2 separate regions of the Homo sapiens genome follow, and region 1 is linked to region 2. A link is an interaction called in ENCODE POLR2A ChIA-PET data of the cell type or tissue named here. Cell type or tissue: CD4-positive, alpha-beta T cell. All regions are shown on one strand. Links, peaks and the distances in the headings refer to the core of each region. The heading gives the core; the rest is flanking DNA. Region 1 overlaps LOC105372666 (a long non-coding RNA gene). Region 2 overlaps LOC105372666 (a long non-coding RNA gene).

Evidence for each region. Peaks named below come from ENCODE experiments on the same cell type or tissue, not always from the same donor. Only the 100,000 strongest peaks of a DNase experiment are listed, where the experiment ranks them.
Region 1: POLR2A ChIA-PET joins it to region 2 with 17 read pairs; 5 of 35 experiments call an interaction of 5 or more read pairs at or near these places.

The regions. Positions count from the first base shown.
Region 1 is chr20:52,402,519-52,415,005 of GRCh38, forward strand. All of the region lies in intron 4 of LOC105372666 (a long non-coding RNA gene), which reads left to right. Among named protein-coding and RNA genes, the nearest start is that of LINC01524, 210 kb to the right of the region's middle. In CD4-positive, alpha-beta T cell, for the core only: no CTCF peak of the experiment used is centred there; DNase peaks (open chromatin) are centred at 3,143 and 7,853; H3K4me3 peaks cover 558 bases; H3K27ac peaks cover 4,642 bases.
Region 2 is chr20:52,304,263-52,316,749 of GRCh38, forward strand. LOC105372666 (a long non-coding RNA gene) reads left to right here. Exons shown (of 17, transcript XR_007067652.1): 3 at 693-729. Among named protein-coding and RNA genes, the nearest start is that of ZFP64, 120 kb to the left of the region's middle. In CD4-positive, alpha-beta T cell, for the core only: a CTCF peak has its summit at 8,068 (motif pointing right); a DNase peak (open chromatin) is centred at 8,079.

The sequences.
Region 1 (12,487 bases), core at 3,056-11,055, 98 kb after region 2:
CCTGCCTCAGCCTCTTGAGTAACTGGGACCACAGGCATGCACCATCATTCCTGGCTAATTAAAAAAAGTTTTTTTTTGTAGAGATGGAGTTTCAACACGTTGCCACATGCATGCAACTTGGTTCAGGTCTCTCAGATCATCACACTCCTCTGGCCACAATTGCTGTAAACATGGGCATCTGGTCCTGATCAGAGACAATGAATTATGGTGTGATAAAGCCTATCTGGATACTTCTGGGAAAGGGACTTTGTTATTCCCTCAGCTATGCACTTGTGAGGACATGCGCGGCTGTAGTCATCTTGTAGTCACGAGAAGAGACCTTGCCTCAGAGTGGAGCCCCACGGCAGACCTTTCCTTTTGCAGCTCATTCTAAGCTCATTCTCTCTCCATCTAAAGGTAGAGAGAGAGGTATCGGCACTTGGTACCATTATTTATGTCTTGATCAAATCATGCCTGAAGTTCCTACTTCTGGACTTTGCAGTAATATGAAGCAATAAATTCCCATTATATTGAAGCCAGTTGGGTTGAGTTTCTGTTATTTGCAACCAAAGAAGTCCTAAGTGATAACACTGCTTAAGCAGTCAACTTTAGTTTTTACAGTGTAACCCAACGTACGTAGGACACAATCAGCTCATCACAGGTGTGAGAATGAATGGTGAGAAAATGGAAACTGAAAGCCAAGATGTGCAGTTGAAGAAAGGAAGAGAAATTTCAGATAGAAACCAAAGGAAGAAATAGGATCAGTGAAGACAGTGATTCTCAAACCAGGTTGTACATTGGAATAGCCCAAGGGTTTTTCATAACATTCCGGTCTGCATCCCATTCCCACGGATCGTGATTACATTGGTCTGGAGTGCAGCCTGGGCATCAGGAATTTTAAAAGTGACTGCAATGTTCAGGCAAAGTTGAGAAGCTCTGCTCTAGGAGATACTTGTGTCTGTTTTTAGGAAAAAAATAAGAAGCCAGGGGAAAGGTAACAGCTGAAGAGGCAGTAGAAGGGCTAAGGAAGCTCGATTATGTAATTACCCAAATTTGTGCTGAAAAATACTGCAGTACTGAAATATTGAGCACCACATCGGTCACTGGTAGAAAAAGTAACGTGTATGCCTTGTGTTTTCTGAGAGCTATGCCAGTGAGCTTTTATCTTTGAGAATTCTATCATTGGACCCAGTCTTAAAAGAAACTCATATCCTAGTTAGAATGATTTGATCATTCTACCATTTTGCACACTTTTTTTCTCCTTTTATGCAATGAACAATCTTGAGTGATGGATTTTAAAAATAAAATGAGGAAAATCATGATCATTAGGTTGAAGATTTAATAATAGACTCTAAAAAAGTCTTCTTGCTTTATTTTTAAATTCAGTGTTAGCTTTTTTTTTAATCAGTGTTTTTGTAAGTCTTAAATTAGTCTCAGAATGTGTTTGAATTTGTAAGACAATATCCACATAAGCTGATTTAAACACAAGTGATTGATTTTGGGGTATAGACCATAACAACTCCCTTCCCTAAAGCTCTAAGGAGACAAAGATTCCTTGTTAGAATTAAAGAAGCAATTATTTTTAAAATAATAAAATAATAAAAGAATATATTTTCTGTGGAAAATATACAAAATTTTGATTAGTAAAAAGAAGAAAAATAATCGACCTAATCTCTAGCTCTTGAAAAATACCATAATGTAATACTATTTTTCACTTGCCTTTTCTGATTAATAATAGAGAACATACTTCTAGGTTACTTTCTATTTTGTAATGATTTTGCTGTTTTAAAAATGTTTTAAGTCTTTTTGTATATGGAAGAAAATTTTATTCATGGAATTGAGAGAAAAGAACAAGGACAAAAGTAAAAATCTCCTATAATTCCATCATACAAATAAATCATTTGGAAGTATAGAGAGTCTTTTTTTAGGATTATTTTTATTTTCTTCTGTGAAACAGGAATTGTTTGTACATCTTTTTTAGCATGCTGTATCTTTAACTTAGCAATATATTGTGAACATGTTTCCAGGTTAAAATATTCTTTTTTATCAAATTTTAAAATTGAATGTGTATTATAGATGGGCCATAATTTTATTTACCCAATATCTGTCATTAAACATTTGGTTCTTTTCAGTATTTTGCCATTTAGTGTAATGTTGTAAATGAACGTTTATAGTTAAGTAATTGTGCCCATTCAGTATGATTCCTTGTATGCATCCCAGGGGTGAAATTGCTGTATCAGAGGATTCAAAGTGGAAATTCTTTGACTTTGATGTGCAATTGTAGATTAGGCAAATAAGATGGTGAAGAGATTATCAACGGTGGAGATCATCAAAGGAGAAATGACGTATTTGTAACCTCTCAAATTAAGGGCATTTCCTCAGTATCATCAACTTCTTCCCATCCTTGGTTACCACATTGAGCTTACAGACCCCAAATCGATAGGCTCCTAGCCTCACTAAATTGCTTTCTTTTGCCCAAATATACCATGTATGTGTTTAGACCTCTGTGCTACTTTATTCCACCTCTGAGAGATAGCTTTTTCACTCTTTTTCATCCTTTTCATCTTTCAACACTCATTTCATGTATTATCTTTCCTGTGAAGCCCAGGCTAAAGTTAGTCAATAGCTCCATTGTCTTCTCACAGTTCTTGGCTCTCAGTTAGCAGAGCTCTTAGAATTCCATACTGTATATCTATTCATGTCTGTCTCTTCTAGAAAACGTGAACTATGTCTTATTTTTTCTTGTCTCTGATGTGCCCATCAGTGATTAGGACTTTGCTTTCAATTGTGATCTTCAGTCTTTATTAACTGCAACCCACAGTAAGAAACAATTTTACATCATGATGTATTATATGTGTTCAACACACACACACACACACACACACACACACACACACAAAACAAAAGTTTCATGGAATAAAATTTGCCATGACAGGATGTCATGCACTCATATTTTCTATTCTATTTGTCATTAAAAATGTTCTGGTCACAGTTCACCAAATCAGTTTACCTACTAATGAGTCATGATTCTCAGTTTGCAAAATTCTACTTAGCATAAGCTCAAGTACTGTTTGTTGATCTGAATTGCAAAACATTGGCTTATTTTGCAGCAAATCTCAGACATTATGTAATTTTATCTATACTCGATAGTGTTAAATGTATTAACATTGTTATGCAATGGATTTTTAGAGCTTTTCATTTTGCAAAACTGAAACTCTATACACATTAACCACTACTTCCCCTTCCCCTCCCCTAGCCCTTGGCAACTACTTTTCTACTTTCTGGTTCTATGATTTTGACTGCTTTAAATATTTCATATCAGTGGAATCATGTAGCATTTGTCCTTTTGTGACTGGGATTTCATTTAGAATAATGTCCTTGAGTTTCATCCATGTTGCAGCATGTGACTGGATTTCCTTCATATTTAAGGTTGCATAATATTCCATTGTATGTATATAGCACATTTTCTTTATTCATCTATTGATGGACATTTGGGTTGCTTCCATTTCTTGGCTATTGTGAATACTGCTGCAGTGAACATGGGTGTACAAATATCTTTTCAAGATCCTGTTTTGAATTCTTTTGAGTATATCACCAGAAGTGGGATTACTGGATCATATGGTAATTCTGTTTTTAATTTTTTGAGGAACCTCTTTACTGTTCTCCATGATGACTACACCATTTTCCATTTCCACTCACAATGCACAAGGGTTTCAGTTTCTCTGCAACATCGCCAACACTTATGTTCTGTTCTTTTGACAGTGACCATCCTAATGGATGTGAGGTGATGTCTCAAGGTGATTTTGATTTGCGTTCCTCTTATGATTAATGATGTGGAACATGTTTTCCTATGCTTATTGGCCATTTCTGTATCTTTGGAGAATTGTCTATTCATGTCCTCGATCCATTTTTAAATTGGGTTATTTTTGTTGTTTTCTCCTTGTTTCTTGATATATGCTCTGAATTGAATTATTAAACTGTGATTCGAGCATCTTACTTTGGCCTGTGAACCATTGTATTCTGTGACCTCTGGGTTAGCTTGCCTGGCAGTTTTCTTGGAGGTTTCTATTGCATCACGGTAATTGCCCACACGTCTTCTTCTTCTTTTTTTTTTTTTTAACTTTTAGATTCAAGGGTACATGTGCAGGTTTGTCATATAGGTACATTGCATGTCATGGAAGTTTGGTGTACAGATTATTTCATCACCCAGGTAATAGCATAGTACCCAATAGGTAGTTATTTGATCCTCTCCCTCCTCCCACCCTCCACCTTCAAGTAGGCCCTAGTGTCTGTTGTTCCCTTCTGTGTGTACACGTGTACTCAGTGTTTAGCTCTGACTTGTAAGTGTGAACATGCAGGATTTGGTTTTCTGTTCCTGCATTAGTTCGCTTAGGATGATGGCCTCCAGCACCATCTATGTTGTTGCAAAGGACATGATCTTGTTCTTTTTATGGCTATGTAGTATTCCATGATGTATATGTACTACGTTGTCTTTATCCAGTCTACCACTGATGGGCATTTAGGTTGATTCCATGTCTTTGCTGTTGTCCACACATCTGAGATGCAACCTAATTTTAAGATCATGCTTGTAACTTTTTTTTTTTAAAAATACACTAATTCTGGACTCTGTCAGTTACTGGACTAATTTCCTCCCCACACCCACCTCTACTTCCCTTCTAAAACAATGCTAATTTTGTTCAGATGTCCATGCCTTCCACATTAGCTCAGTTGCCTCAAGGGAAGCCAACCCCACTCCAGTTTTTCAGTACACCCTGATTGGTGTCAAGAATTCCCATTCAGATTCCCCTTGCCAGTGACTGGCTTGGGGGAATGACCACTTGGTAAATCCTGGCTAATGAGTTGTGGAGGGAGATCTACTGGGATTGGGGTTTTCTGGGAAAGTGTTGCGAAGAGAGACTGCACAGTAAGAGGAAGTCTCCCTTCTTTCCCTATATATTGGGCCAGGAAGTGACACATGCAGTTGCTACAGCCATCTTGCCAATAGCTCCAGGAAGATGTAGAGGGAGGGCGGAGTCTACCTCGCTAATATAGACATCCCTAAGCTACTGAATCTACTACCCCAGAGCCCCCATTACCTCTTATCTTTATGATGTTAAAGTTTTTTCCTTCTTGAAACCAGTTTGTCTAAGTTTTCATTTCTTGCAAATGAAAGCATCTTTCATTGAGTCACTTGCCAAAAGTTATAATTTAAATCACTTTAACTGGTTCTTCCTTTCTTTCTTTTTTCTTTTTTTTTTTTTGAGATGGAATCTTGCTCTGTCTCCCAGGCTGGAGTGCAGTGGCACGATCTCAGCTTACTGCAACCTCTGCCTCCTGGGTTCAAGCAATTCTCCTGCCTCAGCCTCCTGAGTAGCTGGGACTACAGGCACATGTCACCATGCCTGGCCAATTTTTTTGTATTTTTAGTAGAGATGGGGTTTCACTGTGTTGGCTAGGATGGTCTCAATCTCTTGACCTCGTCATCCACCCTCCTCGGCCTCCCAAAGTGCTGGGATTACAGGCATGAGCCACTGCGCCTGGCCTTAACTGGTTATTTCTTAATATGATTATAGACTATCAGCAATAGAATCACATTGGGAGCTTCTTAAAATACACTTTCTGAGGCCCCATTGCAAATCTATTGAATCAGAATTTTAGTGGGGCACTACATTCCTATACACACAAAGACAGCAGAAATAATAGTGAAAACTTGATGAAATGATTTAAAAAATTATCCAAAACTTGCAAATAAAGCTGAGAATGAGTCCATGTCCTTTCAGTGTGAGTGTTGAAAAAATTCACCCAAGATTGATTATATAGAAGAATGCACCTGTGTTTAGCTGCAATTTGCTATTTGGTTAGAACCAGATACTTTAAGTTGTATGTTAACTATGTTTTCTGTCTTGGAGAAAAATAACTCCTCTTGGTGATAGTTTAGTGACCCTATACAACATTACCCAGTTTTGACTCTGTTAGCACATTTATTTCTGCATCCTTTTGGCCAACTTACGATATAAATCCTCATTCCTCAATTTCTCCTTTTAACCAACCTTACCATTATGTTTGTTTCTTCATTAATTAATGAATTAAATAAAATTTTTGACATGTATTCATTGTATATTTGTAGGAGAGTCATGCTTTTTTAAAATTGAAGATTATACTTTAATGGGATTCTTAGTTCCTTTGCTCGTTTTTCCCCTCCCAAGGAGCTGTAGCATGGTTCCTTCCTCATTACCAATAATAGCTGCTTATCTTGGTACCTGCAGATAAAAGGTAAGGAAAGGACTAAGTTTTCCCTTTTGTACCAGTGGCTATTTGTGTGTTTGTAAAACAAGCATGACTGAAGTTGCTTTTACCTTTGGCCACTGTTCTTGGCAATTATAAGCAGTGTCTCAAATGCATTTAGGTGCTGAGCTAATTTTCTGTTTTATTGATCAAATGATGTTTCTGTTCTCTGGAACACATTTAGAGCACTCAAGGTAGGTGTGACCCAGAGTTTTAATTAGATACCAGTTAAAATCTAATTTCTAGCTGCTTGTATGATCATTTGGGGCAAGTTTCTTTGAGGACAGAATAGCCTAGTGGAAGCCGTCAGCCAAGCAGTCCTGGGTTTGAATCCCAGCCCGTGATCACCGCATGATGTTGGGCAGGTTCATTAAAGTCAGTTTTCTTTCATGTGAAGAGGGGGCAATAGCAGATACTTCACAATGTAGTTCTTTAGGTGAGAGGGAAGAAGTTGAATGGAGCACCTCAGAGCTTACCTCTAAGACTAGGTGCTCAGGCTGAATTCATATTCGGCCACATAGAGGCTTGTGGTTCTGAATGAGTTACCTAATATCTTTGAGTATCATTTTCCTTACCTGAAAAGTAAATAATAGTTCCTGCCTCATAGGCTTACAAAGAACATCAAAGGAGCATTTGTCCCATTCGTCAACACTAATTGTTTGAGTACCACTTTCACGTATTTTGCTATGTTTCTATCTCATCTTGTGCGCTCATCACAAATCCTGCTACGTTGGCACCATTTCTACTATCACTTACTTGATATTTTCGTTTAATAAATTTCATTAGATAAATATTTATTGACAGTCTATTTTCTAGAAACTGTTGAGGTTTCGAGGGTCTAGCAGTTTACAAATAGGGCAAAAGTTCCTGCCCTCATACGGTTCATGTCTCAAGTAAATTTGTTTTAAACAGACACTGGATATCACCTCCATTAGTTGGAAAACAATGTCACATGGAAAAGATGGTGACTTGAATGAAAATTGTGAAAGCTAAACAATGTTGGTTTTTACAAATTCTAGCTAGACACAGTCTCCCTTTCTTTGTTTAAAAAATACATTTTTCACTTTTAGAGGGTGTTTGAGACATACTAGTGCCACACTGCAGCCCTCCTTGATGTTATTGGGAAAGTCAATAAAGAACCAGAAAGGGGGCAATTTTTCTCACTGTGGGATTCAATGTTGTTTTATTCTATGGGCCCAGCTGACTCCAAGTTGACTGCACTTATCAGCAGGTATACAGGACAGGTTCCACACTTTGGGGCCCCACTTGGATTCACATAAAGCAGCACAGTCCCAGGCACAGAGCTCAGAGGGAGATAACTTTTGGCTCCAGCAATATTCATCATAAAAGAGGGCACATTCTTCTTTGCATCTGCATGGATAGGAAAGGTCTGGGTATCCTCTGCATGGTTATTAATTACAAAATAGATTTCACATGTGTTTTCACGAGGCTGCGATTTCACAATTGCATCTTAGAATGTGCCTTCAGAGCTCTGAGAGCTCCTGGGCGTCTTGTCTTTGTATCATTTGGCTCCTCGTACTAAAAGCCACATCCTGTTATGTTTGGTTGCTAGGTGGAGAAATGTTATCATGGGCTTCAGCAATAATTTATCCACAAGCTCAAGGAGTTGTCATGTTCTCCTGACAGTGAGCTGCAGCACTTTATCAGCTCGCCTGTAAATCAGGCGTGTGTGGGTGCGAATGCCAGCACTGTTTGATCTCTCGCAGACACTGTAATAATCTGCTTTTGTCTGATTGATTCCTTCACATCACCATGCACATTGCAACAGAGAGTGGGTGCCCTCTGTTTATCTCGGCTGGTCATCTGCAGGAGGCCAACAGGGCAGAAAATGCTCTTCGTGCGGAGATGTAAGAGTTTTTGGAATTGGGGCCTTTCCATCATATCCCCGAGCTGGTTTCGTTCAATAAATCAATGATAGCTGAATTGAATGCACCATAAATACCTCAAACCATATCTCTTACAAGAATGTAAGAGTAATTCATAGAAACAGGAAAGGTAACTTTGTGAGAAAGAATTACGACCCCTACAAGCCACAGACATTCAGGGCTTTTTACTGCCTGTGTTCACATCTCACCCGTTGAACTTTGGGGGAAAAAGAATACACTGCTGGCGGGTGTTTGCTTCCAGAACGTGCACCGGGTAAAATGGAGTAGAACAGATCCTGTCGAGACTGATCACTGCTTTTCATCTGACACCGAGCTTTTCTCAATTTCTGTTGGCTTCTGTTACATGTGGTCCGACTTCATCCCTGGTGTCAAGGGATGCATCGCATCATCATTATGGAGCAATTTGGACTCTGTCATTTGGTGGTTTATGAGTCGCCCTTTTGCCACCCCCACACCAGGCCCACCCTTACGTGAGGATTGTCAGCCTTTCTGATGCTTTAAATGTCTTCCCATCAGGCAAGCCTAGTCCCTGTTTCCTGGGCTCCTAATTGCTGACAGGTAGTTTGGGGCACATTTTGGCATCTCCAGCCCCCAGGAGTTGGGCTGAAATCCGTGAGCTGATTACTGCCTTGAGCATGGCAGCAGCTTGCTGTGCTGTGACCCAGGAGCCATCCCCAGCGTCCACGCCTGCCCCAGTTGAAAGCAGAGGTCAAGCTGTATTGTAGATGTGATTGACTAAAATCCCATCGGAGAGGAGGATTGTGTTGTAGCATCCCCCTCTTGGATGGCGGCAAGATGAAATTACATGAAGAAGCCTTTCAGCTCAGAAATGAATGTAGCTATAAAAAAAAAAAAAATAAAGACAGCTTGAGTTGACTGTTTAGTGCAATCAAAGGCATGCAATTGTTCTTATTTTCATAATGGTAGTCAATAATATTAATGATTATTTATTCCACTCCTATTGTGTGCTCAGACATATTTCAGTCACCTGATAGACATTATTAGAAACAGTCTACATTAGTGGTTAGAGCACAAGTAGGCAAACCACAGCCAGTGGGCCAAATCCAGCCAGCCACCTGTTTTTGTCAGTAAAGTTTTATTAGAACACATCCACACTCATTTATTTAGATATCATCTATGACTGCTTTTCCCTACAACAGCAGAATTGAATATTTGTAACAGAGACTGTGTGGCCTGCAAAGGTGAAAATACTATCTGGCGACCATTTAAAAAAACATTTGTTGTTGACACTTGAGTTAGAGGATTGCTTTGGTGCTAGACTGCCTGTTCAAACCCTGGCTTTACCACTTAACAGCTGTGAGACATTGGGCAAGTTACATAACCTCTTTAAACCTTGGTTTTCTTTCATGTAAAATGGAGATTATAATAATGTTGGCCAGGCACGGTGGCTCACGCCTGTAATCCTAGCACTTTGGGAGGCTGAGGTGGGCAGATTGCCTGAGCTCAGCAGTTCGAGACCGGCCTGGGCAACATGGTGAAACCCCGTCTCTACTAAAATACAAAAAACTAGCCGGGCGTTATGGTATGCGCCTGTAATCCCCGTTACTCAGGAGGCTGAGACAGGAGAATCACTTGAACCTGGGTGGTGGAGGTTGCAGTGAGCCGAGATTGCACCACTGCACTCCAGCCTGGGCGACAGAGCGAGACCCTCGTCTCCAAAATAAATAAATAAATAAATAAATAAATAAATAAATAAATAAAAATAATGTTTATCTCATTGAGTTGTTGTTGGTGTAATGAGCACTGCTATGGTTTGAATCTGTCTCCCAGAAGTTCATGCGTTGGAAACCTAATCCCCAAATTTATGTTGATAGTATTTGGAGGCAGGGCCTTTGGATGGTAATCAGGATTAGATGAGGTTATCAGGGTGGGGCCCCATTGAGAGGACTAGTAGCTTTATAAGAAGAGGAAGAGAGACCTGAGTTGACATACTCTTGCCCTCTTGCTGTGTGATGCCCTCCACCATGTTATGACACAGTAAGAAGGGCCTCACTAGATGCCAGTGATGTGCTCTTACACTTCCCAGCCTCCAGAAACATAAGCCATATAGACTTCTATTCTTTATAAATCACCCACTCTGTAGTATTCTGTTATAGCAACAGAAAATGGACTAAGAAAATGGACAAATATGTTAGCCATAACTCAACTGGTAACAATATTCTCTCTGAACATCCTGTTATTTGTTCTCTTGTGCCCACTCTGAGCAGATACATCTGTTCTTCACCTGCCATTTAGGTGCTGATGTCTTGCATGTTTTGTGCCTGTGCATTTGCTTGCATGAATTTATGGGAGTGGACATGTGCAGCCCAGAACATTTGAGAAAGATCAGGGCAGAGTTACAGGCTTCATAAACCATGATGCTTTTACAGGTACTTTAAATATATTCCCAACGTTATTTGAAGGGTTTATTCCAAAGTCTGCACAAAATCCTCTTAGTCTGACTGTTCAAATTAGAATGATAGTGACCTCAGTGGCGTTACAGGATGATTTACAACATATTTGAGAGTACATATTTGCTCTTCACAATTTTAAGAGGGCTTAGACCTAGTTTTAAAAAATTGAAGGTTAAGTCGCCTATGTGAAACCTTCAACTCCTGAAAACTGGATTTTGAAATCCATGATTTTATACTCTATCATAGGAGTCACAACATTTTTCTGTATAGGGCCAGAGAGTATCTGTTTTAGGCTTGCATCTGTTCAGCTCTGCCACTGTAGCACAAAACAGCCGTAGATAATATGCACACAAGTGGTTTAGTGTTGCTATAATAGAATATCTGAAGCTGGGTAATTTATAAAGAAAAGAGGTTTATTTGGCACACAATTCTGGTGACTGGAAGCTTCAAGATTGGGCAACTGCATCTGATGAAGACTCTTACTGCTTCCACTCATGGTGGAAAGAGGAAGGGGAGCAGGTGTGTGCAAAGAGATTACACGGTAAGAGAAGAAACTAGAGACAGAGCAAGGCTCTTTTTTTTTTTTTTTTTTTTTTTGAGACGGAGTCTTGCTCTGTCGCCCAGGCTAGAGTGCAGTGGCGCAATCTTGGCTCACTGTAAGCTCCGCCTCCCGGGTTCACGCCATTCTCCTGCCTCAGCCTCCCAAGTAGCTGGGACTACAGGCACCTGCCACCATGCCCAGCTAATTTTTTTGTATTTTTAGTAGAGACCGGGTTTCACCATGTTAGCCAGGATGGTCTTGATCTCCTGACCTTGTGATCCACCGGTCTCAGCCTCCCACAGTGCTGGGATTACAGGCATGAGCCACCGCACTCGGCCAAGCCAGGCTCTTTTTAACAACCCGCTCTTGGAGAAACTAGTCCATTCCTGTGAGAGCGAGAACTCACTCACCCCTGTGGGAGGGCATTAGTCTATTCATGTGAGCTCCATGGACATAACCCCAACACCTCTCACTACTTCCCACCTCCCAGCACTGCTGCATTGGGCATCAAATGTCATCATGAGTTTTGGTGGAGATCACACCACATCTAAACCACAGCAAATGAGTGTTCCTATAAAACTTTGCTTACAAAACAGGTGATGGGTTGTTGGCCCAATCAGCCAATCTTGCTCTACCACCTCTATCTTTAAAAGCTCATATTTAGTACTTGTCCTCAGTTCCTTATGGGTATTAATTTATTAATCCTAACAAGGATCTTAGGTGGTAGTTGATAGCTTCATCATTGGCTTTTATAGGTGAAAAGTTGAGGGATAAGGAGGTTAAATAATTTGCCCAAGATCCACAGAGCTTCAACTCAGCCTATCTGGTCCCAGAGCTAGTACACTGAGGCACCATTCTATACTGTCTCCTTTAGTCTTAGTGTACATAGTGCTATTCTTTATATGAAAATTGTCCTTGATTTTTTTTTTTTTTTTGAGACAAAGTCTCGCTCTGTCACCCAGGCTGGAGTGCAGTGGCGCGATCTTGGCACACTGTAAGCTCCGCCTTCCGGGTTCACGCCATTCTCCTGCCTCAGCCTCCTGAGTAGCTGGGACTACAGGCGCCCGCCACCACGCCTGGCTAATTTTTTTTGTATTTTTAGTAGAGATGGGGTTTTACTGTGTTAGCCAGGATGGTCTCGATCTCCTGATCTCGCGATCCACCCACGTCGGCCTCCCAAAGTGTTGGGATTGCAGGCGTGAGCCACTGTGCCAGGCCAAAAATTGTCCTTGCTTTTAAATTTCGTTTGTGTGTCTGTAAGGACTCCTTTATGGAAGACAGTTTTAAAACAATTTCTCCCATCCCTAGTTGTGTTTGTAACCAAAAGAGAGAACACTCTATCTTTATGGATACTAATGGGT
Region 2 (12,487 bases), core at 3,109-11,108:
ATTGGTCTGCTTGTGCTCATGCTCCTGTCTGAACAGATTACCATGGCCAAGACAGTGGAATGACCAGGGTGGTGGGGGCAGGGGGCGGTCAGGTCTCGGGTATGTGCCCTACTTTGGATCTAAGGGTGGGTTAATTTCTTGGACTCAGTGAGTTAAAGATGATGGACAAGTAGTTCTCTACTCCCTCCTACCCAATCAGGGTGGCATTCCCAGAAGAATAAATCAATAGACAAAAATAGCAGAGAGCCACCCAACTGATAATCCCAATCCCCAAAGAGATGAGAGCTTCCATTCTTCTGTTCCCATTCGTCCATGTTCATAAAGATCACACCCGTATATGCTTATAATTATAATATAGAATAGATCAGAGAACAGCAAACTACAGCCCAGGAGCCAAATTTGGCCCATCACTTACTGCTGTAAATAAAGTTTTATTGGAACGTGGCTGTGTCGATTCACTCACATGCCGTCTATAGAAAACATCATGCTACAACAGCAGTTCATTAGTTCCAATAGATACTGTTTGGTTCGTGACATCGAAAAGTATTTACTGTTTTGCCCTTCACAGAGAAAATTTACCATCCCTGGGTATATATTAGAATTAGTATTGTGGTTTTTAAAAATTAACAGTTTATTTGTACAACCTCACATGTTTTCAGAGGCTTAATAATTATGATCTGTTTTGTCTACAGAATACTTCTGTTGGGTTGAATGACTCTCTGCCCCCAGGTAAGGAGAAATACTAGAGGTTTCTTACAGGAACCCCCTCCTTTCATGCATGTAAGCAAAATGTAGAGGCTCCTTTTAAGCACTTGCTCTGTGGTCCCCTAAGCTTAACTCTGCTGAAGCCCTTATCAAACTGTAATTGTATTTTCCTTACATAAAATATCCCTAGGGCAAGGACAATGATTCATTAAGAACACATCCATAATATCTAACGCAATGTCAGGCATTCTGTTGTGCACATATCTACTGCCTGTAAATTCACAACTTCTGCTGCTGGTGGTGCAAACTGAATCATCCACTACCCTAGTTAAAACTTTCCATGGAAGAAGGATAAGACTGAAAATCCTTAACGTGGTATACCAGGTCCCGTGTGATGTGGCCTTGACTTTCTCCTGTAGCCTTCTGCTTTGGCTTTCTTGCTCCAGCCATTCTGGTCTATTTTCCTTTCCTCCAATGCCCCATGCTCCTTCCTGCCTCAGGGCCTTTGCACAGGCTAGCCTCTCTTTCTGGCCCTCTCTCATGCATACTTTAAGGGAATAGGGTGAGGGACCAATACCAAGGCAGCCCATGTGTAATTCTCCTTGTTACATTTATATCACATTATTCCTCTCCATTATTTCATCCCCAAACTTTCATACAAAGGAATACACTCAATGACCATTTATGTGTTACCATGTGCTGGGAACTGTTTTAGAATCAGGAATAGTGCAACAGCGAACCAGACAGGTGTAGCCCTGACCACATGGAGCTTATAATCTTGCAGAGCTATCAGGCAAGTAATCACCAGATATAATGCAGAGTGACCAGTGGAGTTGGAGGAAAAGGGAAGCAGTACAAGAGTGTAGATGAGGGAAACTTCCCAGGTTCGAAGCTCAGGGAAGACTCTCAAAGCCCATGCTGTTAAAGACAACACCGAAGGCCAGGAAGTGCGGGATGGAAGAGCTTACCAAGAGCCTAGTGAGGGACAGATCCCACTGGAGGCCAGGTGAGGCCCCTGGTGCTGTGTCTCAGATCGGGGGTGAGGCAAGTCAGCTGCAGGCCGACTCAGTGTGTTCCGGTGTTCTGAGGAAATGCTCTGCTCCAAGCCATATCTCTTTCTTACCTTCACTTCTCAGAGGCTGTGGTTTCCTTTTGTTCTTCTTACTATTTCAAGCTTTCATTACAACCCTGTGGCTTGGTTACAAGCTAGGGTTGGGGTTTGAATTCATGTTCTTTTTTTTTTTTTTTTTTTTTTTGATACGGAGTCTCGCTCTGTCACCCAGGCTGGAGTTCAGTGGTGCAATCTCGGCTCACTGCAACCTCCGCTTCAAGCGATTCTCCTGCCTCTGCCTCCCGAATAGCTGGGATTACAGGTACCTGCCACCACACCAGACTAAGTTTTATATATATTTATATTTTTTGGTAGAGATGGGGTTTCACCATGTTGGCCAGGCTGGTGTCAAACTCCTGACCTCAAGTAATCTGCCCACCTTGGTCTCCCAGAGTGGTGGGATTATAGGCGTGAGCCACTGTGCCTGGCCCGAATTCATGTCTTATGCTTCTTTTTGCAAACAATGACTTAGGTCAGGGGTTGGCTCACTCTTTCTGTAAGAGCCAGAGTTAATATGTTAAGCTTTGTAAGCCCTGCAAGTCTCTGTCATGATTACTTAACTCTGCCACATGAAGGAAGCCAAGGGCAGCGGGTAAATGAATGGATGTGGCTATGTTCTAATAAAACTTTATTTAGAAAAATAGGTGGTGGGGCGAATTTGGCCAGAGAGCTATGGTTTGCTGACTCCTGACTTAGATGATCAGCAATGTCTTTAAATATGTCTTGACTTACTATTAGGAAATAAAAAAAAATCTTTTATATTAAGATTTTTCAAATTGTGTACTGTAGTCCCTTGGGTTTTTGGTGGAGTTGCATAAAAGCCTTCAGAGCTATTGGAAGGATGAGGGCCAAAGAGAAGGAGGCCTCACCCAAGGGCACTGGGCACGTTTGTGAACCTGGTATTTCCAGACACTGAGTTCTAGAATCAGACTTTCTTGACCTGTGGATGCATAGAAATGCCCATGTGTGGTGGTACAGAAATGGTGATTTTTTTCCCACCAGAAAATTTTTTATGAATAATCATTTTTATTTCTAAAGAATAAAGTCCTCAAACAGTTGTCTTCTAGTCCAGAGAAGTAAAAGATCAGAATTTAGTTTAGTTTAGCCTTGACTTGTTTGCTTCTAGAGAAAATGATGGCTCCTATGATGACTCAACTTACTTTTCAGTCGAACCAACCTAGTGATGAGGTTTGGAGTAGGGCCAATTTTTATTTTCTTTTTCCATACAAGATGTTATTCGAATGACCTTCTTTTTGGGGCCTTTATCATGTCCTATCCCACGGCACTTCTTCCCCATTTTTGCAAAGATTAGTGGTAAAGATTAGTGGAAAAGATTCTCTTTTTCCTCCTGGCTGTCTCCCACTCATTCTTCCAGTCCCTGACTCACAAGCCCTTCCCCGACTTCACATTCTAAACTGGTGGCAATCTTTCATTATTCTTCTCCCTCTGCCTCTCCCTTCCCCTCCCCCACCCTTCTGCTTTTTCTGCTTCTGCTTCTGCTGCTTCTCCTTCTCCTTCCCCTTCCCCTTCTTCTTTCTTCTTTCTTCTTTTTTCTTCTTCGCCCAGTCTCATTCGGTCACCCAGGCTGGAGTGCAGTGGCACAATCTCGGCTCATTGCAAACTCTGCCTCCTGGGTTCTAGTGATTCTCATGCCTCAGCCTCCCAAGTAGCTGGGATACAGGTGTGCGCCACAACGCCTGGCTAATTTTTGTATTTTTAGTAAAGACGGGGTTTTGCCATATTGGGCAGGATGGTCTCGAACTCTTGAAATCAGGTGATCCACCCACCTCTGCCTCTCAAAGTGCTGGGATTACAGGCATGAGCCACAGCACCTGGCCTCATTATTCTTTTGCTTTGCCTTGTGTTATCACTTGATGTGTGAGAGTGTTTGTTCTGTATCCATCTTCCCCATTAGAGGGTAAGCCATACACAGGCAAGGACCACATTCATTGGGTTCACCACTGCATTGCTGATGTTGGATGCATAGCCAATGCTAAATGAATGAGCATTTGTGTTGTTTCATGGCATGGAGTTGTAGATAAATGTGAGGGGTATGAATGACTTAGAGGAACAATTCCACAGTAATGCCAGTTAGGAACAATTTCTGCTACAAATAACAGACTATTGACAGATAGTTACTTTGAAAGAAGCTGTTGGAGTCTTGCCTAATTTCAATACCCTCTGATCACCGAGGCCCCACACACAGTGTTCTCCTGCAGGTCACCGGCTTATTACTCAAAGCACCTGGGGTTCTCTGCTTCATGGATTTTGTTCGCTGTTTGAGCATGCTTGTTGGGTTGGGTGGGAAATTCTAGGTAGTTAGCACTCTCAGTAGCAGTCCTCAACAAATAACAGATGTACGTTGGTAGGTACATATCCCAGTTCTCTTGCCCCTCAGTGGGGCAATACTGAAGCATATCCCCAGCAGTTCTGGGCCTTGGTTGCCCACAGGGGTTACTTCCTCATTAACATACTCTGTATGGGTTTCCTTCTTGTTCCTGGGTGCTGTCTGGGATCACCTCCCTTATAAATGAATTGCACCAAATGCCCGTCTCAGGCTCTGCTTCTGAAGAACCTCAATGTAAAATATTTACTTAATAAGAAGCTTGGAGGTAGGTAGTACTAGAGATGGTTAACTCAGCAGCTCAGCAAGGCTGTCAAGCACCCAGACTTTTCTATCCTTCCAGTTTTTCTGCCTCAGCAGTGGACATTTAGGCTTTATTCAGGTCTTTTCATGGTTCAAGATGGCTGCTGCCGCTTTGGATAATGCACCTTCACTTGTGCATGAAAAGTTGGAAGAGCTGGGTGGGCCTAAGAGTGGAGGAGCAGCAAGTAAAAAGGGTCTTTCCTCACATGCGTCTTTCCCTGAAACAAGGAGAAAACTCTCAGAAGTGACTCCTTTATGTCTCGTTGACTAGAACTGGGCCCTATGGGCCAGCACTTGCTGCGGAAGAGGTTGGGAAGGGAATAACTGGTCTTTTCAGGCTTTGGAGTGGGAGGTGGGTTAGGGCATTGGGAACGGATATGCATAGCCACAACATTAACTAGAGCAGAGCGCATTTGTCTCTTTTTAAACAGATTGATAGCATAGGGTGGAAAGACCACTAATCTATTTGTCCGTTAAAAGAGGGAATACACAACCAAAAGTGCCTCCAGAAAGGAATTTTAATCTGTTCATGGCTGGAAAGTTTAAATTTTACAGCAAAAGTTTGAAATCTCTGTAAACGACAGAGATGAAAAGGTCGGCATTTAAATCTGTTTCCTTAACAGATGGCTCCCAGAGTGAGCTGAGATCGGAATTCACTTTCTGGGCTCAGCCTTTCTCCATAAAGCTGGTCGTGCAGTTTATGACATCAGCAGAGCCCCAGAGTGAATTACGGCTCATCCTTGTGTTCATTCTGGTGCCATCTATTATGCTACTGTGTGTGATGTTGATTAGGAAGGTGTCTTTGATAGCTCAGTGGAGGAAAAAGTGCTCTTGTTAGAGGGTCGAATTACAATAATGGTTAAAGACAAAGGTACATCAAGGGGGGCTGGGACACTAACAGCCTTTTACATTTTTGTCTGTCTGTGTGTGAGAAGAAAGAATAAGATTATATCAAGTCACTAAAAAATACACTCCATATTTAGGGACAAAGACATTCCTATTTTCTCACTGTCCTAATTGAGCTCTATACATCTCCTTAATAAAGTCCTGCCATTTACCTAATGCCAGGTGTTATAAATACATTTAATCAATACTTCTGAGTCTTGACAAAAGAGCCATCTATCACTCTTGACCTCTCAAAGTCTAAGTAATAGGTCAGAGTTTATTACAATAAAACCAAAGGGGTGATCAAAATGTATTTTCTCCATTGGAATTTTATTGGGTTAGGTATTGCTTGAAATAAGCCATTAGTTGTGGCTGGAACATTTTTTGGGTAGCAAAATTCTCATAAGGGTGATTTTTGTATTGCTATTATTTGACTTGGAAGTGTTAAAAAGATTTGAATAATTGATGCCAAGAAGCTTCTTCCATAGAACATACTCATATTTGAGCAATTGAGATTCCTCCTGAGTCTTTGAGGTATATCAGGGGCCTGGACCTTTTGCAAATTTTTTATATCAGAGTTTTAAAGGGTGGGAACAGGGATACCTAAATTTTTGAAATTCTGATGCATGTCAAAGTGCCATATTACTGCCATGGAGCTTTTAAAAAGAACATAATATCCTCTGTGCATTTACCAGTTGCTGGGCTAGGCCTTAGGGTGAGACCTGTCCAATATGGTAGCCACCAGCCATATGAGGCTATTTAACTTTTAATTTCCATTAATTAAAATGAAATAAAATAAAAAAATTGTTCCTCCTTTGCATTAGGTACATTTCAAGTGTTCAGTAGCTACAGATGGCTAGTAGCTAACATATTGGACTGCAAAGATACAGAACATTTCCATCATCACAGAAAATTCTACTGGACAGCTCTGGATTAGACAATAAACAAGACAGACATGATTTCTGCCCTAATGGAGAAAATAGACCAGCCCTCTGCCTCCCCCCATCCACTCCCAACTGCCAATAAATGGACAAATCAACAATTAAGAATTTTGTTTTATGAGGAAAGCCAAGGTCTGTGATCAGGGCTGGCTATGTGGGGCCCAGTGAAAAATGAGAATGCATGAACCCTCGTTCAAAAAAAACTTAAGAATTTTAAATGGCTATAGCCAAACATTAAAGAAGTCCGGGGTCCTTCTGAGCACAAGTTGCACACTCAATCTGGCTGAAACAGACTAAAGCCAAGGGGCCTGGAGACCTTTTATAGTTAAGGATGTCACAAATGCTTCTGCTAGAAAGTGACAAATAATACGAGGTGAAAAAGATGAGAGAAAATGCAAAGTGTGTAGGAGAAGATTTTAGGCAAAGAGAACAGCACAAAGGACCCAGGAGGGAAAGAGGATGGCATATTCAAGAACCTAAAAGCATTCCAGAGTGGTAGAGGGAGGAAAGAATAGCGGAGGTCAAGGCTGAGATGATGGTCAGGGCCAGGGCCAGTGGTTGGGTCCTCGTAGCTGATGGTTGTGTAGGGTTGTGTAGTCATCCCCACACCCCGTTACAGACTCACTGGTGAGGCCCAGCATATGGCTTTATCTTCAGGTTTCATTTGTGAGGTTGAGAGCATCTCTAACTCGTAAGGAATTCATGCACGTCAGAATGAAATTCTGCTTTTTATTTTTTAAGACAAGGAGGGAGAGGCACAGGAGATGATTTGCTTTGATTCACGGTCTGGTGCAGGAGCAGGTTAAGGAAGTCGGGGAGAATGAGCAGGGTTCTGTGCACGCACGTGGCATTTCTAAGCCCCTGCAGATGCAGGGCTGGGCGGGAAGATTCCTGTCTCTCTCATGTGTCATAGGGAAGCATTGGCTTGCACGTGTTACTTCCCAAAAAGGTGTTTCATCCATAGAAATGCTGATTCTCTGGCTTCCCAATGCTATATTTAGAAATGACATTTACATTTCCACAGATCAACAGCTCCTGTTTGGATACAGTTCCAGGAGCTTTGCTGTGACAGTGAATGTGCTGGCTTTTATTCTCCCCTGTTTCCCTTTCTTAGCTGTGGGCAATTAGCAAAGTTAGGAGGCATTTGTCATTTGGTAGATGAAAATAATTAAATATGATAAATTCATATATTTTGAAAGAGGTCAAAATGAACCAGTATCTGTATCTTGACTTTCAAAAAGGCTTGGGGGAAAATTTATTCTATTTTCTGTCTCATTCATTTAAAGAATATCTGTATAGATTTTAGCTAAAGCATCCCTTAAACCCCCAAATCCTCCCACCCTCCCATGTTATTTTATTTATTTATTTTTGTTAATTTTGAATCTGAAAGTTTCTGATACCTTAGTAGCTTATTTATTGATAGTTCATATCCATAGAGAAATGTCTTTTATTCTGCAGTAAACCATTATTTCATTGAGGGTTTATACCTGTGGTATGTGTGTGCATATTATTTTGTGCCTGATGGAGTTCAAATATTCTAAGTATTACTCTGACATATTTCCATCTTAGCAAAATTATTCTCACAGCTATTGATAACAAAGGAAAGGACCAAATATCTTATTTCCTTGTCAAGAGGGTGGAAAAAATGGAAATAGTAAAAATAACCATTGGCTGCCATCAATCTACAGGATTATGGTCTACCTTTGGTAATAACATTCTACTTAGAGCCTCCTGAAACCTGATCAAGGGACCCCATAAAATTGTGAGCACATGTCACCATTAGAGGGCAGTGTGCACTCTCTCCAAGAGCCCATAAAAATTATGTTTCCTGCCATAGCTAAAAGGATTTGTCTGGCAAAGGGCAAACCCATTAGGCATAAACATTCAGCATTTTTTGCTGTTGCCTGTCATAATGAAAACAATGATTTGAAAGTTCTGATTAAACCTGCAAGATTTTCTATCTAGTGTATGTCTTCAAGCATATACTTTTCAAACTTACTTCTTTTGATGTTCAGCTGTGCTAGAAACGTGAGTTAGACCTGGCACAACTTTTTCAGGACTTTGGTAGGGAAAGCTCACTTTAATCTCAGTGACGAAGCTCTCCTTGGAATATAGATGGCCATTAAGTAACAGGAAAGTCTTTATCAAAACAACAGCAACCAAAGTTAGTTAAATTTTTTTTTGTTGTTGTTGTTTTTAGATAGGATCTCATACTGTTGCCAGGCTGGAGTGTAGCAGTACAATCATAGCTCACTGCAACCTCCTGGGCTCAAGGGGGATCCTCCTGCCTCAGCCTCCTGAGTAGCTACGACTACAAACATGGGCCACCACGCCTGGCTAATTTTTACATTTTTTGTAGAGATGAGGTTTCACTACGTTGCCCAGGCTGGTCTTGAACTCCTGAGCTCAAGTGATCTTTCTGCCTTGGCCTCCCAAAGTGCTGGGAATACAGGCATGAGCCACCATGCCCCACCCCCAGAAGATTAAAAAAAAGTCACTCTAAACTCCAAAATGTGTCCAAAAGTCCTCACCCACCAAAACCTAATACAAACATGAAGAATTAGTGAATATTTTTTCAGTCCTGTTTTTTCTGAGGAGCAAGAAAAAGAAATCTTTGTTTATATCACCGTTGGTAGGCCAGTAAACAAAGGCTAGAGAAGACATTTGTATAAACTTGAGAATTTGCATTTAAAACATGATCTACAGTTACTTTGTAGAATATCAGAATTTGATTCATCAGTGGGCATAAAATCATCGCGTTGGCGGTAGACCTGGAATTGGCAAAATTATGATTGCGTCAACGTGCCAGCCCACATCGGCTTCTTGTTCAGGTGTGAGATTGTAAAGGAAGGGTCTGCTAGACTCGTCTTTCAAAAAATTCAGCAAATAAATTGTTTGCTTTACAACTGCCAGCCGCAGTTGCCTCTGGCAGCGTTGTTTTTCTGCTGACTGCGACAGATTGAGCTCTTCTGCCGGAATTTCTCTAGAGGGCAGTAAGGATTCGAGGCTCTTTCCCTATTTTTCTGAAATGACGGATCATCGTTGTGCAGCTGCAAAGGTTAGGTAGTGCAGCACACGCTCTGGTGCTGGGGAGAGTGGCCGAACTCTCCAGAAAGGAGCCTCCTTGGCTTCCTGGTACGTCCTGCAAGCCGATATTTTGTGATAACCTGCAGAAAATCATTTCCTCTCTTCCAAAAGGAAATGGAAGGATTTATTAATAGAGTACAGCTATAGATACAACATATATGTATTAATGGTTGACCAAGGATTTAAAAATTAAATGGCTCCTGGGATCCTGCGTTGGAGGCTGGGTAAAGTCAACAATGGAATATCTGGGAAAACCAAACAGAATAGTTGGGAAAGAGAAATCTGTGTAATCCTGTGGTCCTCAACCAGGAACAGTTTTGCTCCCAGGGGACCTTTAAAGACATTTTTGATTGTTACAACTGCGGGCGGGGGTGGAGGTGGTGGGGGGCCTGTAGCATCAATTGAGTAAAAACGAGGCACGCTACTAAACATCCCATAATAAAAAATACAGCCCCACAACAAAGAATTATTCGGCCTCAAATATCAATAGTGCCCAGGCTGAGAAATCCCGATGCAAGCCATCAGGTAGCCAGGAAGAAAACGTGAAAATAGATTTTAGAAAGCTACAGAAAATTTAGTTTTTGTTTTCAGTTTCTTGGACTCTGAAGATGAAAAGCCAGAATGTCTGTGATATTCAGGATCGTTTTTCGTGTGCTTCCTGCATCAAAGCATGAAAATTGTGGGACCCAGGTGAATTTGAACCCACTGGGCAAGAGGAGCTGTTGAGGTGAAATGGCAGAGTGGCCCCTCACAGGTTCCAGCAGGTGGGGAGGACCCTTCTGTGCTGCTGGGAATTTGGGGCTGGGCATTGCTGGACTCTGTGCCATTCCCTAGTTGCAGGGCCACTAGATGCCTGACTTTCTCTTTCTCTTTCTCTTTTTCTCTTTCTTTCTTTTCTTTTCTTTTCTTTCTTTCTTTCTTTCTTTCTTTCTTTCTTTCTTTCTTTCTTTCTTTCTTTCTTTCTCTCTTTCTTTTTCTTTCTTTCTTTCTCTTTCCTTCCTTCCTTCCTTCCTTCTTTCTCTTTTTTCTTTCTCTCTCTCTTTCTTTTTCTTTCTTTATCTCTTTCTCTCTTTCTTTTTATATATATTTTATTATACTTTAAGTTCTAGGGTACATGTGCACAACGTGCAGGTTTGTTACATATGTATACATGTACCATGTTCGTGTGCTGCACCCATTAACTTGTCATTTACCAAACACCGCAAGTTCTCACTCATAGGTGGGAATTGAACAATGAGAACTCCCTTTCTTTCTTTCTTTTTCTTTCTTTCTTTCTTTCTTTCTTTCTTTCTTTCTTTCTTTCTTTCTTTCTTTCTCTCTCTCTCTCTCTCTCTCTCTCTCTCTGTCTCTCTCTCTCTTTCTTTCTTTCTGCTGCAGGTTCAGCATGGAAATGCTGATATGCTAATGTAAAATCATTCTCTCGGGAAACAGAGAGATTGGGATCAAAATGGGGTCTTTTGCAAATAGCAGACTTTGGTTGGATATTTTGAAGCTCTATGGCTCTGGTTCTCAACCAGGGGTGATTTTGTCCCCAGGGGGACATTTGATGATGTGTGGAGACATTTTTGGTTGTCACGACTGAGTGGGAGTGCTACTGGCATCTAGTGGGTAGAAGCCAGGGATTCTGCTATAGATCCTGCAATGCACAGGACAGCCTGCCCCCGTGCCCCGGTACAGAACTATGGGGCCAGCAATCTCAATAGTGGCAAGGTTAAGAAAGCTTACTCTATGGTTTTTGGCTTTGCATAATACATTCTTATTCCCTACCAATTCTAGGATCAAAAGCGTCCACAGTTATGAAAATTTCCTGTTCTCCAATATTCCACAGATGACTTGCTGGTAGGAGAAAAGAGTGAGAATTGCATCCACTGTGTTTGTAAGGCAGAGTCGTGTATTTATTCGCATTGAAAGGAACATCTCTGTGCCCAGAAGCAGACATGTAGGCAGTGAAAGCAGGTTGAGGACATGCAATTGCTTCATGTGGATATGAATTTTTTTTTCCTCAGTGAACCGAAGTGAGCAGGTGTAAAATGATCTTGGAAACTCAATTAATTTTTCAAAGGCCCAGGCACAGGGCCAGTCTTTGCAAGAACTGGAAGGTGATATGGTTTCATAGAAATATCTAGAAAAGGGTGGATGTGATAAACTATCAGGATCAGACAGGTAAAATAAAGGCAGCGTGGGTGAGGATTGCAAATCTTGGAGTCTGAAGTTGGAATGAAGGAGGTTTGAGTCTCAGCTCCATTATTTACTAGCTCCAGGATTTGGGGCAAGCCACTTCACTTCTCTCAACTATAGCTTTTGCATCTGTGAAATGGGGATAATCGTACTCTTTAATTTCAATTAAATTAGGGCAACAAATGTAATAATGTATTAAATAGCTCTTCAGAGTTCTTGGTATATAGTAAGTGCTTAATAAATACTAGATACTTTATTATTATTATCATAATCACCACTGTTGCCATTATTATTTTCAATGTTTCAGAATCTCCAGTGGTGCAGAATCAAGGGTTTATGTGTCCAAAGGCTTACCTTATTCCTTGCCCCCCTTTTTTTTAAAATCTGAGAAAGCAGAATTTTAATTGTATGAGTTTTTCCCTAGTGTCTCGTGTAGCTTTTCTCATATTCTGAAGTTTAGTCTACATAATGGAAACATTTTAAAACATTAGGCAAAATATAATTGTTTTGATTATTTGCCTATGCAAATATAAAAAGATACTTTCTTTTTGCTGTTTAGGTTAAAGTGATCAGGAATTTAATAATGTAGGAACGAGAAAAAACTTTTCTGAGAGGTGGCACTAGGAATTTTTAAAGGCATGAAAATTGTCTTTATTTGGGGAAATACAAAGTTTTAGATGTACTTGGGGCAGAATGTGAGACCCCAGAAATCTTAAAGTTGTTGAGAAAAGAGGGTTACAGGAAAGAGCAAAAGTTTTCTGCATGAGACAAAGAGAAGAGTTTGCTTATTTGATTTGGGAAGGGAGGGTGGGCAGATGAGAGGGAAAAGGTGGAGGGAGAAGGTGGGCAGGGCTAAGGATAGACATGTGACACAGGCCTGGCTAATCAGAGGAGAGCATACCCCCAGCTTCAAAGAAGGACCGTGGGATGAAT